2 separate regions of the Homo sapiens genome follow, and region 2 is linked to region 1. The links are chromatin loops, found by intact Hi-C in ENCODE. Cell type or tissue: GM12878. All regions are shown on one strand.

The links. Peaks named below come from ENCODE experiments on the same cell type or tissue, not always from the same donor. Only the 100,000 strongest peaks of a DNase experiment are listed, where the experiment ranks them.
Region 2: a loop joins it to region 1, with 7 times the contacts of the local background. A loop is called at or near these places in 4 of 110 quality-filtered maps.

Annotation. Positions count from the first base shown.
Region 1 is chr6:33,224,604-33,232,603 of GRCh38, forward strand. No RefSeq gene overlaps it. Among named protein-coding and RNA genes, the nearest start is that of RING1, 20 kb to the left of the region's middle. In GM12878, no CTCF peak of the experiment used is centred here; no DNase peak of the experiment used is centred here.
Region 2 is chr6:33,167,152-33,175,151 of GRCh38, forward strand. It overlaps COL11A2 (collagen type XI alpha 2 chain), which reads right to left. Exons shown (of 66, transcript NM_080680.3): 31 at 7,376-7,429; 32 at 7,014-7,067; 33 at 6,860-6,904; 34 at 6,722-6,775; 35 at 6,550-6,594; 36 at 6,351-6,404; 37 at 6,197-6,250; 38 at 5,909-5,962; 39 at 5,379-5,486; 40 at 5,138-5,227; 41 at 4,899-4,952; 42 at 4,562-4,669; 43 at 4,316-4,423; 44 at 4,120-4,173; 13 more. Among named protein-coding and RNA genes, the nearest start is that of COL11A2, 21 kb to the right of the region's middle. In GM12878, a CTCF peak has its summit at 5,675; a DNase peak (open chromatin) is centred at 3,170.

The DNA of each region.
Region 1 (8,000 bases):
CCCAAGTAGCTGGGACCACAGGCACACCCCACCGTGCCCTGCTAATTTTTAAAATTTTTTTGTAGAGACAGGGTTTCCCTATGTTGCCCAGATTTATCTTGAACTCCTAGGCTCAAGTGATCCTCCTGCCTTGGCCTCCCAAAGTGCTGGAATTACAAACATAAGCCACTGCATCCAGCCAAAAATCTGATTTTACAATGGGCAAATGATCTGAAAAAACATTTCTCAAAAGAAGACACATAAATGGCCAACAGGTATATGAAAAACAAATGCTCAATATTGCTAATTATCAAGGAAATGAACATTTAAACCACAGTGAGATATCACCTCATACCTGCTAAGATGGCTCTGATAAAAAAAATAAAAATAAACCAAGAGATTACAAGTGGTGGCAAGGATGTGGAGAAAAAGGAACCCTCACAAACTGTTGGTAGGAATGTAAATTTGTACACCTATTTTGGAAAACAGAATGGAGCTTCCTCAAAAAATTAAAACTACCATGTGATCCAGTAGTTCCATTATCAGGTATATTTCGAAAGAAATGAACTCAGTATGTTGAAGAGATATCTGTATTCCCAAGTTCACTGCACCATTATTCACAATAGCCAAGACATGGAAACAACCTAAGTGTCCATCAATGAATAAATAGAGAGATTATGGAACATATACACAATGGAATACTATTCAGTCTTTAAAAAGAAGGAAATTCTGTCATCTGTGACAACATGGATAAAACTAGAGGATATTATGCTAAATGAAATAAACCAGGCACAGAAAGACAAATACCATGATTTCATTTACATGTGGAACCTAAAGAGTCAAACTCAGCCAGGCATGGTGGCACGTGCCTGTAGTCCCAACTACTCGGGAGGCTGAGGCAGGAGGATCTCTTGAATCCAAGAGTTTGAGGCTGCAGTGAGCTGTGATCAGACCTCTGGACTCCAACCCAGACAACAGAGTGAGACCCTGTCTCAAAATAAATTTAAAAAAATAAATAAATAAAATAAAATTGCAGAAGCAGAGAATAGAATGGTGGCTGCACAGGGGCTAGGGGGCGGGGGGCGGGTGTGGGCAGGGATTGGAGAGCTTTAGTCAAAGGATACAAAATTTCAGTTAGGTAGAATAAATTCAGGAGATCTATTGTATAACATGATGACTAGAGTTAATAACAATGTATTGTATACTTGAAAATTGCTGGCCAGCTGCAGTGGCTTATGTCTGTAAACCCAGCACTTTGGGAGGCTGAGGTGGGTGGATCGCTTGAGACCAGTTCGACACCAGCTTGGGCAACATGGTGAGACCCCATCTCTAAAAAAAATAGAAAAATTAGCTGGGCGCAGTGGCTCATGCCTGTAATCCTAGCATTTCGGGATGCCGATTGCTTGATTGCTTGACCCCAAGAATTCAAGACTAGCCTAGGTAACATAGTGAGACCCTGTCTCTACAAAAAATTGAAAAAATTAGCAGGATGTGGTGGCACGTGCCAGTAGTCCCAGCTACTTGGGAGGCTGAGAAGAGAAAATCACTTGAGCCTGGGAGGTCCAGGCTGCAGTGAGCTATAATCTTGCCACTGCACTCTAGCCTGGGCGACAGAGCAAGATCCTGTCTCAAAAAAAAAATAAAAATAAAAATAATTGCTAGGAGAGTACATTTCAAATATCACGTTTAAAATGATAGTATGTGAGATAACAGATACAGTAATTACTCTAGCCATTACACACACACACACACACACACATATATATACACACATCATGTTGTTACACCATAGATACAATTTTTATTTGTCGACTATAAATAAATGCACAAGCAATAAAGGAAAATATTGATACATATGACCACGTTAAAACATTTTTAAGCTTTTATAAGAAATCACATAGGCCGGGCGCGATGGCTCAAGCCTGTAATCCCAGCACTTTGGGAGGCCAAGGCGGGTGGATCACAAGGTCAGGAGATTGAGACCATCCTGGCCAACATGGTGAAACCCCGTCTCTACCAAAAATACAAAAAAATTAGCTGGACGTGGTAGTGGGTGCCTGTAGTCCCAGCTACTCGGGAGGCTTAGGTAGGAGAATGGCGTGAACCCATGAGGCGGAGCTTGCAGCGAGCCGAGATTGTGCCACTGCACTCCAGCCTGGGCGACAGAGCAGGATTCCGTCTCAAAAAAAAAAAAAAAAGAAATCACGTAAAGTAAAAGACAAGCCACAGACTTAGAGAATATTCACAATCTACATAAACAACAAAGGATTATATCCAGGATTCATAAAGAAGTTGCAGATCCATATGAAAAGGACAACGCAAGAGAATATGAGCAAAAGCTGTGAATAGGTGAGTCACAAAAGAGAAACCTAATGGTCAATAAACATAAGAAAAGATGCTCAATTTAACCAGTAATGTAGAAATGCAAATCACAGCGCGAGTTACCATTTTACACCCACAAAATCACCAAAATTAAAATTATTCTAACACTGTTGACAAAAATGTGGGACAATAGGAATGCATATATTTTGTGTTGAAGTGTAAACAGATACAACAAATTTGAAGAGAATTTTGGCACCAGTTAATGCTGAAAATGAATATTCCCTATGACCCAGCAATCTTGCTTCTAGATCTATTCCTTAGAAAAACATTTCTACACATGCACAAAAAGGCGAGGATAAAAATGGTCATTGCAGTATCAGTTAATTGTCAAGAAGAAGTGGAAATAAGCTAACTGTTGTTAAGTAAAATGGATAAATAAAGTATGGTTTGTTCTTATAATGGGATACTATACAGCAGTTAAATGAATTATAGACATATTTAGCAATGTAATGAGTAAGAAACTTGCAAAAATGGATGTTGTATGATATTATTTGTGTGAGTTTTAAAATACACAAAACAGTGGTATATGTTTAGGAAAGCAAACATTTTTTAAAAGTGCAAAGTACGCATGGGAATAATTCCCAACAACTTTAGAATGATAATTACTACAAGGAAGGAGAGAAATGGGATGGGCGTTAACCGAATTTGTAATCCATTTTTTTTATTTTTAATTTTAAAGAAAAGTGATACAAAGCAGGCGATGCAAAGGTGAGGATTTGCTTAACTGGGTTGCTGTGATCATGAAATGAGCCAATCAATGGGACAGTGCTGAATGAAAGTTGTTGCCAGTCTCTTTAGAAGGGTACAATGATGGTGGCTGTGCAGGTGGAGAGATGTGATTTCCTGACCTATTCTCTCCTCCACCCTGTGTTGAGTCTCACGCCTCCTATTGGACGGTATAAATTGGTATAAATCTTTTTTTTTTTTTTTTTTTTGAGACAGAGTCTCACTGTCACTCAGGCTGGAGCGCAGTGGCATGATCTCAGCTCACTGCAACCTCCGCCTCCCAGATTAAAGCGATTCTCCTGCCTCAGCCTCCTGAATAGCTGGGATCACAGGCAGCCGCCACCATGTCCAGCTAATTTTTGTATTTTTAGTAGAGACGGGGTTTCACCATGTTGGTCAGGCTGGTCTCAAACTCCTGACCTCGTGATCCGCCCGCTTTGGCCTCCCAAAGTGCTGGGAACAGGCATGAGTGACCACGCCCGGCTGATATAAATCTTAACAGCTACATGCCCCAATTTCCTCACCTACAAAATGTGTGTATTCAAAGTGCTACCTAATAGCATTGTCGTGAGAGTAAATAAGTTGTGTGAAGTGCTTTAGAACACTTACCTGGCTTAGAGTAACTGCTCTAGGCTACTGTTTTTGTTGTTGATGCTGTTATTATGGTTGTTGTTAGGTATCACCTCCAGCTGCATATAAACTCTTTTTTAATCTCAACTTCTAAAAATCTCATAAGAACCTTACTTGGCAACGAAAGTGCCCCAAAACTGAGAAGACCCAGACTCTTCCTTCAATGATCTAGATCAATTTGCACCTCAAATTCCTGTAAGGGCCAGGCAAGTAATGTGCCAAGTGCCAAGGGAAGGCTATAACAGGCTGGAGGGCACCCTCCCCTCCTAGAGGGGCAGCAGCTCCTGGTCCAGCGTTGCCGCATAGGAATTCAGAGCTGGCACTGCCGTGATAAATTGAAAATCTCAATTTTTCTGTAAAATCACTCTTTTTATTTTTCCTTTTTTTTTTTGGCAGGATCTCACGTTGTCACCCAGGCTGGAGTACAGTGCCATGATCCCAGTTCACTGCAGCTTTGACCTCCCAGGTCCAAGTGATCCTCCCATCTCAGCCTCCCAAATAGCTGGGACTACAGGTGTGTGCTGCCACACCTGGCTAATTTTGTATCATATACATATATATATAAACATACACATACACATATGTATATATACATGTATACATATGGGTTCAAGCATTCTTCTGCTAATTTTTTGTATTTTTAGTAGACGTGGGGTTTAACCATGTTGGCCAGGCTGGTCTCGAACTCCTGACCTCAAGTGATCCACCCGCCTTGGCCTCCCAAAGTGCTGGGATTACAGGCATGAGCCATCGCACCCAGCTAATTTTTTTAGTTTTTGTAGAGAGATGGTCTCACTATGTTGTCCAGGCTGGTCTCAAATTTCTGAGCTCGAGTGATCCTCCCACCTCAGCCTCCCAAAGTGCTGGAATCTCAGCCATGAGACACGGCATCTGGACAAAATATAAATGATAATGAATACACATCAATATTTTAAATCAAACACATTTAGATAAAGCTGACTTTTTGCCTGCTTTTTTTTGAAATTTTGGGCTGGGCCCAGTAGCTCACACCTGAAATCCCAGTGTTTTGGGAGGTCAAGGTGGGCAGACTGCTTGAGCCCAGTGTTTTGAGACCCCCCTGGGCAACATGGTGAAATGCCATCTCTACAAAAAATAGAAAACTTAGCCGGGCATGGTGGCACACATATGTGGCCTCAGCTACTCTGGAGGCTGAGGTAGAAGGATTGCCTGAGCCTGGGAGGTTGAGGCTGTAGTGAGCCATGATTGTGCCACTGCACTCCAGCCTGGTGACAGAGTGAGACCCTGTCTCAAAAAAATATATACATATTTATTAATTTTTATTATGTATTGCTATGGCATAAATGTTTGTGCCCCCCTAAAATTCATAAATTGAAACCTAATCCCCAATGTGGTGATATTAAGAGATGGGGCCTTTAGAAGGTGATTAGGTCATGAGGGGCCTGTCCTCATGAATGGGATTAATGCCGTTATAAAAGAAGCCCAGGCTGGGTGCGGTGGCTCATGCCTGTAATCCTAGCACTTTGGGAGGCTCAGGCGGGCTAATCATTTGAGGTCGGTAGTTCAAGACAAGCCTGGTCAACATGGAGAAACCCCATCTCTACTAAAAACACAAAAATTAGCCAGTCATGGTGGCAGGCATTTGTAATCCCAGCTATTCAGGAGGCTGAGGCAAGAGAATCACTTGAACCCTGGAGGCAGAGCTTGCAGTAAACCGAGATCACGCCACTGCACTCTAGCCTAGGTGACACAGCGAGACCCTGTCTTAAAAAAAAGAGGCCCAAAGGAGCTTGTTTGCCCCTTCCACCCGTGAAGATGCAGCAAGAAGGCGCCATCTATGAAGCAAAGTGTGCCCTCACTGGCTACCAAATCTGCTGGCACCACCTGCTTGGACATTCTAGCCTCCAGAACTGTAAGCAGTGTTTATTATTTATAAATTGCTCAGTGTAAGGTATTTTGTTATAGCAGTCTGAATGGACTAAGACAGATAGTTTTATAAAAATTAAACTACAGTTGGCATTTTGTATCTGTAGGTCCACACCTATGGATTCAACCAACTGAAGAATAAAAATATTTTTAAAATATATATGGCCAGTCCGGGCGCGGTGGCTCACGCCTGTAATCCCAGCACTTTGGGAGGTCAAGGCGGGTGGATCACAAAGTCAGGAGATCAAGACCATCCTGGCTAACGCGGTGAAACCCCATCTCTACTAAAAATGCAAAAAAATTAGCCGGGCATGGTGGCGGGCACCTGTAATCCCAGCTACTTGGAAGGCTGAGGTAGGAGAATGGCGTGAACCTGGGAGGCAGAGTTTGCAGTGAGCTGATATCCTGCCATAGCACTCCAGCCTGGGTGACACAGCAAGACTGTCAGAAAGAAAGAAAGGAAGGAAGGAAGGAAGGAAGGAAGGAAGGAAGGGAAGGGAAGGAAGGAAGGAAAGAAAGAAAAAATAATACAAATAAAAAATACAGTATAACATATATTTATACAGCATTTACATTGCGATAGGCACCATAGATAACCTAGGGATGATTTAAAGTATGTGGAAGAATGTGCATAGGTTATATGCAAATACTATGCCATGTTATACAAGGGGTTTGAACATCAGTGGGGGTTTTGGAATCAATCCCTGGTGAATACTGAGGATGATTGTATTCATAATCTCGTATTCAATGTCCATCTATTACAACATAAAGAATCAATATCATACTTCACAAGAGTTATATCTAGACCTACATGTATTCAATTTTTTTTTCAATAGGCTTTTGGGGAACAGGTGGTGTTCAGTTACATGAATAAGTTATTTAGTGGTGATTTCTGAGATTTTGGTGCCCCCATCACAGGAGGAGTGTACACTGTAAATGTGTAGTTTTTTATCCCTCACCACCCCTCCCACCACATGCATATAAATTTAACAGTAATAAGGATTGTTTAATACAGCAACATGTTCCTCAGCTATCCTTTGCAACTGTTGTAAATGCAGCACAACATACATCCATACCTCTAAAACAAAGAGAAACAAGAAAAACCACACTCAACACTATTGGGAAATGATACTTTGTCATGCTATTTGAGAGGTAATATTTAACAAGCTGGTTAAAGTGATTTCACTTACATGTTTCCACTGCTTAAATCCTCCCTACACTCCAAAGCAGTACATGCTTCAGAATCCAGGCAGAGGCACAACCTCAGATTTTCACAGAATTGGCTATAGTCATCTTTTGTTTCCAGGATACAGGGCAAGAGATTACAGAAGTCACCATTCCCCAGGGCTTGAACGGCGTTGATTACAAGAGCAGATGTGTAAGATTTCAGGTTGTGCTGTTCCAGCACTGACAGCAGATCAGTGACAGAGGTGCCCAGGTGTCATGTAATAAATGTGTGTGATAAGTTGTTTGTGATAGGTGAATCCCCCTAAAGTATGTGGGCCAGGGCAGGGCCCCTGTGGTTCAGATCTGAGGATGATACTGCTTCTGTGGGAAGATCATGACTTCTGTTTCAAATATGCTAAGTTAAGCTGGGCACCGTGGCTCATGCCTGTAATCCCAGCACTTTGGGAAGCTGAGGCAGGTGGATCACCTGAGGTCAGGAGTTTGAGACCAGCCTGGCCAACATGGTGAAACCCCATCTCTACTGAAAATACAAAAAGTTTGCCGGGTGTCGTGGCGGATGCCTGTAATCCCAGCTACTCCGGAGGCTGAGGTAGGAGAATCACTTGAACCCAGGAGGCGGAGGTTGCAGTGAGCCAAGGTCTTGCCACTGCACCCCAGCCTGGCCAACAAGAGCGAAACTCTGTCTCCCAAAAAAAAAAAAAAAAAAGCTAAGTTAGTAATACCTTTGGGACATCCAAGTAGGGATGCCAGGCAGGAAGGTGGTCAAATCTGGAGATTTGAGGCAAGAGATAAATTTGAGAGTAACCAGCTGATGGGAACTGAAGCCACAGGACAGGTGTGATCCCCTAGAAGGAAAGGGTAGCATAAGAAGAGGAGGGTCCAGGACCGACCTCTCTTGATGAACTCCAATATGACCAGGTGATTTCAGTCAAAGGCGGAGTGAGCCGGCTGAGGGGTGGAAGAGCAGCCGATGGAGGGATGGGAGGAAGCCAGAAGAGGCCAAATCCTGGAGGCCAAAAAACGACAGTGTTTCAAGAAAGAACTGGCCAGCAACGTCAGCTACTAGTGGCAGTTCAAGTAAGAAGAAAACGAAACAATGGACTTAATGACATAAAGTTCATTGCAAAAAAACATTTGAGTAGCAGCAAGGTAGAGATAAACACCAGCCTGAAAGGGTCGAGCAGTGAGTG
Region 2 (8,000 bases), 57 kb before region 1:
AAGGGAGAGGTGGGACCAAGTTCTCCCCAACAGCCTCCACTTCCTCCAGGGCTTCAGCTCTGTCCCAGGGCACTGCCCTCACCCCTCACTCAGCCCAATCCCAGTCACTCACCACAGGACCTGGGGGCCCAGCCTGGCCTGTAGCTCCAGGTCGGCCTTGCTGACCCTGAAGATTTGAGGGGGCCACAGGGGTCAGGAGGAGCATCCCCACACTGCACCCCTCCCATGGCCCCTCACTCCCACCCCAGCCCAGCCCTTCCCTGCAGTGACTCACCACTGAGCCTGGGAGCCCCCTCAGACCATCAGGGCCAGGTTTCCCTGCTGGGCCTGCAGGACCCACCGGGCCTGTCTTCCCCGGGGCACCTATAGCGCCAGGATCTCCCTGAAACACACACAAGGAATGTGTCCTGAATGGCAGAGGAGTGGGGTGTGGGCAGGGGGCAGAGGGTCCAAGGTGGGAGGCAGGAGGCAGGGAGGAAGGGCCAAACTCTAGGAGCCCCTAGCGCAGGAACAAGTACAGGGAACGCCTGTCCCCATAAGGGCCCAACATGGGAGAGGTGGAGATGGGGTGGGCATCTGGAGACGGAGGCATCTGAGGGGTGGGAGGCGGAGGGGATGCTCCAGCACTAGGGCAGCCTGTCCCTCACCTTGGCTCCCTTCCCTCCTTGTCGCCCCTCGGAACCAGGCGAGCCAGCAGGACCCTGCAGGTGGAGTGGGAAGGAAGAGCACATGAGGCCGTGGGCAGCCAGGCTCAACTCTTCCCCCTTCCTGTCCTAGACACACACATACACATGCACACACACACGTGCATACACAGGGACACGCGCCGAGGGCCGATTCACAGATGTGCAGAACAGATACAGCTGTGACAGTTGTGAAAATACTGGGTAGTCTGTACATTTGGTGAAGGGCCACTTGCCCACACCCTACCTGGTGGCCCGTCTCCTGCCCCAGAAACTAAAAAGGTTCACCCCTGGCCCACAGAAAAGCTGGCCAGCCCCTCCTCCAGTTTCCATTCTGCTTTGTCAGTAACCACCACTACCCCTGGTGAAAACATACACACCAGAACCCAGGAACAAACATGCCCGAGATACCGCACACCCATCAACCCACCAGCTCCTGCACACACACTCGCCCAGTGCAATGAGATACCGCATACCCTTAAACCCACCAGCTCCTGCACACACACCCTGCCCCGGGCAATGAGATACCACACGCCCTTAAACCCACCAGCTCCTGCACACACACACACCCAGGGCAATGCAGACACCAGGCACCTCCCCACCCATCCCACCTGCCATTGCCCAGCCTCCACCCACACAGCCCAGGGACTGCCTCCCAAGGTCTCAGGGGTCCACCTCACTTACTCGCTTTCCAAGTGGCCCTGGGGGTCCATTCTCCCCGGTGGGACCAGGGGATCCCTAGGGAGAGAGGAATTGGGGTGGCTGAGTGTTTATCCTCCAGCCAAGGGACCCCTCAGGAGTGGGGCACAGAAGAGGGGTAAAGAGGATGAGGCTTGGGCTCAGGGGGGTGGTGGGGTCACCAGGCACTCACAGGCTGTCCTGGCTCACCATCCTCGCCTCGGTCACCCTTAGCACCATCCTGGCCCTGCAGAAGTGAAGCAAGGTCAGAGGTGGGCCCCCAACCTGGCTGGCATCACCTCCAAAACTGTCAATACCCCATCCCCTTGCCCACCCTGCCATACCCCCGGCTTCCCAATACCCAAGCCCAGCGGCCACACAGAGGACCCCCCCATAGAAGCCCCACCCTTTTTGCCCCTTCCCTTCTCTGAGTAAGACTCACCCGAGGGCCACCTTCTCCAGGGGGGCCAGGGTCACCAGGAAAACCAACAGGACCCTGATCCAGATGGAGAATAAGAGTCAGGGTCACAGCTCCCTAAGCCCACCCAGCACAGACGCCCACAGGCACACGCCACTGCCTCTCTAGAGGCAGTGCCCACCAGTACCCCCCAGGAAGAGGTCTCCTGCACCCCTTTCCCTACCACGTGCACTGCGTGTTGTCTAATTCCTCAAGGTATTAACTGCAGGGCATCTCTCACTTTCTCTCCGGATCCTAGACCCCAGGCATCCCTCTGGATGCCCCATTCCCAGAGCATCCCCCAAACTCCCGGGCTCCCCACACTCCAAGATCCTCCCTCACACACACCCATATTCCCAGGTCTGTCATTCACAGGGCCTGAGAGGACTCAGCCCCCACTGCCCCAAACTCACAGGGTTCCCTTTGGGGCCATCATCGCCTGTGGGGCCTTTAGGCCCTGGTGGCCCTGGCTCTCCTGGCTGCCCCGACTCTCCTTTCTCTCCACGTTCCCCGCGTGGACCCTGCAGAACAAGCGGAGGACACAGATGGCCCAGGGAATCTTGAAGATCAGGGATGCAGCCTCTGCTTCCGAGACACCTTCAGCCATCCCCTACTCCCCTCAGTGACAATGGGACATACACAGAAAGTCAAGCCTACAAGGGGAGTTCCCTAGTCCCCTTCCCTTCAAGAAAGGGGAAGAAGGGCTCACTCAGACCAGGGATCAGGCCTCATAGAGGATGGCAGGGAGCAGAGACTCTTGCTGCAGAGGAGTTCCAGCTCAAGGAGGTCACAGGAAAAGTGGAGGCAGGGTTGAGGCGGGTGACGGGGACTGGGGAGTAAGGCCTTGGAGCTGTCACTCACCTTGACACCTGGCTCGCCCTGGATCCCTGGAGATCCTGACTCTCCTGGTTCCCCCTGCAAAGAGATTAGAGTCAAAAACCTCCTCTCCTTCCCCAGCCAAAAAATTCTGATATTCCCCACATCTCATTCTCTTTTGTCTCCCCACCCAAAATTGGCAGAAATCCAACTCCCATCCCCCACTTCCATGACTGGTCCACTCACCCCCTTCCCAGTTACCTTCTCTCCAGGGGGACCCAGGTTCCCAACACCTCCTGGGGGACCTTGTGGGCCCTGGAAGAGGAACAGAAATAGGTGTCATTGCTTAGGATGGAGGTGCCATTTCAGGGGCAAAGTCCCAGATGAGCAGCCCAAGGTTACAGCAGTGAGGCAGTGGAGGCCTCCCGGGAGTAAGGGCTTCTCTTGGCCCCTGAGACGATACTAGAGTTTATGGTCTGGGAAAGGGAGGCAGAAGACCAGACACATTGGTCTCAAGGGACAGGGGCTGAGATGACTCACATCAGCGCCATTGGGTCCAGCTGGACCTCGAGGTCCTGGGGGGCCAGGTGGTCCCTGGGGGAAACAGATACACCACAGATGAGGAAGGGAAGTGAGATGGCTGAGCATGAATGGTGGAGAGAGGAGGAGGAGCAGCCAGGCCAGGGAGTTGGCAGTGGGGTGTGGGGTGGGGGCTGGCCAGGGAGGGGGGTGACTAGTATGGTGGCTAGGGTCAGTAGGGGTCACACTCACCATAGGACCCACATCTCCTGTTTCTCCCTTCTCCCCAGAGGGGCCTGGCAAACCCTGTGCAAGTATACAAAACATGGGCCCAGGTGACGACCCCACCCAAAGCACAGCCCTAGGCAGATAGGCCCCACAGTCCCCTCCCCTCAGACTCCGCAGGCCCTCCAGTCTGCATCGGCAGGCTGCTGGCAGAGTCTGGGGCAAAACATCACCCCATCCTGACCCCACCTCTCAGCCCCTGTCCTATCCCCCAACACACCTGTAGGCCAATGGGTCCTGGGGGCCCATTGAATCCTCTTGTTCCTTCATCACCTTTGGCTCCAAAGTGTCCCTGGGGTCCCCGAGCTCCGGGCTCCCCATCTGCTCCCTGCAGGGTTGAGGGAAAGCAGAGACAAGGACACAGGGATGGGTCATGGGTCAGGTGTTCTCTATCCACAAATACCACACACAGCTGGGTGCCAGGCCCAGAGCCCCTGCTCCCACTCCCAGCCACAAGGGCAGAGGGGAGCTGAGGGAGGACCAGAGGCTGCTGGGCCTTCGGTGGGGGTGGAGGGGTCACTCACCGCTGCTCCAGGCTGCCCCACAGGACCAATGGGTCCAGGGGGTCCAGGAGGGCCCTGGGTAAGAGAAGAGAGTCAGAGACACCAAAACAGGGAGAGAGATCAGGTGGGACTGAGGTTAAAGGCCAGGAGGTCAGAAGTCAAGGTCATGGACACTTACATGTTCACCCTTGTTCCCTTTGGTGCCCTTCTGTCCGGGGTCCCCCACCTCACCCTGGGAGGAGAAGGCAGACAAGATATTAGAGAAAGGTGATGGGTAGAGTGGGAAGGATGACATGACAGGGGCCAGGGGTCATGCCCAGGTCAGCCATCTCATCTGGAAAGAAGATTGGTCGGGGTCTGTGGGGTCCCCTCACCTTGTCTCCATCCTCTCCAGCCACACCTGGAGGCCCAGCAGGACCAGGAAGCCCCACAGGACCCTGCACTCCATCTCGGCCAGTCGGGCCAATGGGGCCCTTCTCACCCTGTGGGACAGGAGGAAGGAGTCATGGCCTGGAGGTGACCCTCACCCTCAAACACCCCACAGGAAACTTGTCATAGCCCATCAACCCTAGGCTCACAGACCCCTCCCCAGTACCCCTCCCCAATACCCCCACACTCACTGGGACACCTTTCTCTCCTGCTGCTCCAGGGGGACCCTGCGGGCCTGGGCGCCCTGGCGGACCAATGGGTCCCCCTGATCCTGCTGCACCTCGTTCCCCAGGGGAGCCCTGAGAAAGCAGATGGTCAGACCCCCAGGAAGGAGACACCAGCCCGCCCATACCAGAGAACCTCAGACCACAATTCCCAAAAGCTCCCAAAATCAGATGCATTCTGGCTGTCCCTGGACAGCCTCTGCCCAGCCCCACAGCCCCTGGTGGTATCAGAATGCCACTCCCACCCTTCCTCACCCACCCCTTTCCCGGGTCCTTCCTACCACTTCCGGAACCCCAGACTCACTGCAGGGCCAGGGGGGCCAGACGGACCTTCATTCCCCTTCAAACCAGGTCCACCCTATGAACCAGACATTTGGGGAAGATGAGACTTCACGAAAAGAGAAGGGTGAGAGCTGGAGAGGGAAGACAGGCTCCAAAAGATGGAAGTGGGGAGTGACATGGAGGGGGTCAGGGACAGGGTCGGGGTGGGGACTCAGGATGCTTGGTGCTTGTGACAGGCAGGGGTCTGGGAGTCACACTCACAGCAGTGCCTGGGAGGCCTCTCTCTCCTGGGAATCCCCTCAGACCAGCAGGACCATCCTTCCCTGGGGCCCCAGGGGGACCAGGGTCACCCTAAAAGGAAAGGAGAGGTGATGAGCCACAGCCATGCTCCCAAATTAAACAGAGAGCTCTCCAGCCCCCCCTCAAATCTCCAACTACCTGTTCCTTTCAGCACCCCAATCCCCAGCTCCCCCACTTCCCCTCTGCCTGGCCCCTCACTGACCTTTGTTCCTTCTTTTCCAGCTGTCCCAGGTAGTCCCTGCTCTCCAGGGGGCCCCGGGGGGCCTGGGTGACCTCTCTCCCCCATAGGGCCGGTTTCTCCTGCTGCTCCCTAGACAAAAGCAGAGAGAGTTCCTGCTCTCAGGCCCTTCATCTCGCTGTCTGCCAGAAGAGCCCACCCTGGCCACCCTAAAACACTCCTTCAGAACCCCTTTATCCCTGCCCCAAAGCTCCTGGGAAATTCCCCGGCATTCCTGGGCCACTGCTGGGTTTTCTCCTGCCCCATGTGGAGTAACTACACCACCTTGTGTCTCTGTTGGGGAACTGCCTCTCCTGGGGGACAAGACGATGAGAATGCGCCCCAAAACAGACTGAAGTTCAGGACCCCTGCCTGAAATCCCAGCCCCCACCATTGACCCCAGCCCCAGGAGTCTGGGTCAGGTGGACCGGGGCAGGGGCGTGTGACCGAGAGAAGAGGGGCAGACAGACTAATGCTAGGGTCAGGGGTCCATTCTCTCCTAGGGACAAACCTACCTGAGGTCCCACCACTCCTGGAGGACCAGGGGGGCCGGTCTTCCCTTGGAAACCCTAGGCGAGGAAGAGAGGAGAATGCAGTGAAAGCAGGTGTGGGCGCTGTGGGGCAGATTCCCAGGAGGAAGGATCCCAGGCAGGATCACACCAAGCCCTGGGCCCTGGGTCTGAGCAGCACCAGGGCAGGCTCCACTCTGCCAGGAGAACGTCCCTGTGGGCTTTCCAGACAGCTCTGGGGTTAAAGGGTCTGATGGAGCCCCCTGAGAATGGGTAGCCAGGAGCATCACTCACCACTTCTCCTCTTTGGCCTGGGTGTCCCGGCAGCCCATCCTTCCCAGGGGGGCCCTGGAAGGGGTTCAGTTGTCAGGTGAACTCTCAGCTGGAAAGCAGGTAGGGAAGAAGGACTCAGAGAAGCGAGGTGGGTCAGAGCTCGGGGTCAACTTACCGGGGGTCCTTTCGGTCCAGGAAACCCGTTGGGACCCTGAGGTCCAGGGAGGCCCTAGAGACAGAGGTGGGGGGAGTCAGGAGAATGGGGGCAGGGGCTGAGTGGGGGAACTCAGCTTCCTTCCTGGGGTGAGGAGGGAGCTGGCTCACCCAGGCTCCCTGGGGACCTCAGGGGAAGGGGACTTTCGATCCACACTCACCCTCTCTCCAGGGGGCCCATGGGGGCCATCACCACCAGATGTTCCCTGTGGGGGGAAACAGAGTCAAGGAGTGGGAAGAGCTGCTTTCCAGCTGTCCCCGAGGTCAGGATGTTGAGGGAGAGCTGGGGCTGAGTGGGCAGGGGGCAGTTGGAGCCTTGTAGAGACCATTCACCTTAGCTCCAGACTTCCCAGTGGCACCTCGGGGTCCCCGCTGACCCCGTGGACCCTACAGAGGGAAGAGGAGTTGTCAGAGAAACCCAAATGCCCCCCTCTGGACCTTGAGCCACCTGTTTCTCTCCCCTGCACTCACCGTGGGGCCCCGTTCTCCCCGAGGCCCTGACTTCCCCGACAGGCCCTGGTGGGAATGAAGCAGAGAGAACATTACCCAGGGTGAGACTCCCCACAGACCCCCTCTACACCTCTCCAGCCCTTCCCTTCTCACGCCCTCCCACCCCCCAGCTTACCCGGGCTCCCTTCTCTCCACTGGCACCAGGAAAGCCAGGAAATCCTAGGGACCCCTGGTGAGAACGGAGAAGGGGGGAAATTGAGAAGTTATGAAAGGTAGGGTTCAGGAAGGGGCAAAGGGGGTCAGGAGAGGCCACAAAGGCAGTGGCCAGGGAGACCCGAGCTCTGCCAAGAACTAAGTGGCCTTGGACAAACCCCTGCTGCTCTCTGGGCCTCTTTCGGTCATCTGTAAAATGGGGGTCAGCTAAATTCCCTCTGGGGTCCCCCACTGCCCTGCATCTGTGCTTTCTGGAATCAGGGATCAGGGAAGCGAAGAGGAGGAGGGAAGAGGAGGAGGGGCACGTATGGGGCATGGCATCACCTTGGGTCCCTGACGTCCAGGATAGCCAGGCAGACCAGGAACACCCAGCTTGCCCTGTGGAGGGACAGGAAGCAGTTAGGAGTGAGAGGAGGCCCAGATGCCACTCCACCCCTGGAGACCTCAACCCTCACATATAACAGCCAGCCCCCACCCAGCAACACACCCCACACACCCCAGCCTCTAGCCCCTCATTGCTTGCCCCACAGCTGCCTGACTTTTGTTGTCTCTCCTTCCCGTGAGTGGATTTTCCCCAATTCTAGTGCTGGGATCCCACCTCCCCTGCGCCTACAGAGGTATCAGGTCCTTCAGGGTCACTGTGATCTAGCTGCTTCCCACATGTCAACCTCAGCTCCATCTACCCCATGAGGGAGGTGGGATCTACCCCAGCACCCACTCCTGCTTCACCAAGACCAATCCCCCTGCAGGCCCTTTGCCCACCACACCCCGACTCCCGTGCATGCCCCCTTCCCCAGAGGCTCCAGGGCTCATCCTGCCCAGGCAGCTGCAGAGCAGGGCTTAGAAGCAGAGATTCTGAAGCCAGACTGCCTGGGCATAACCCCTGGCTCTGCCCTTCACTGGCCATGTAATCAACAAGCATCCCTGTGCCTCTGTAAAACCTCAGCAA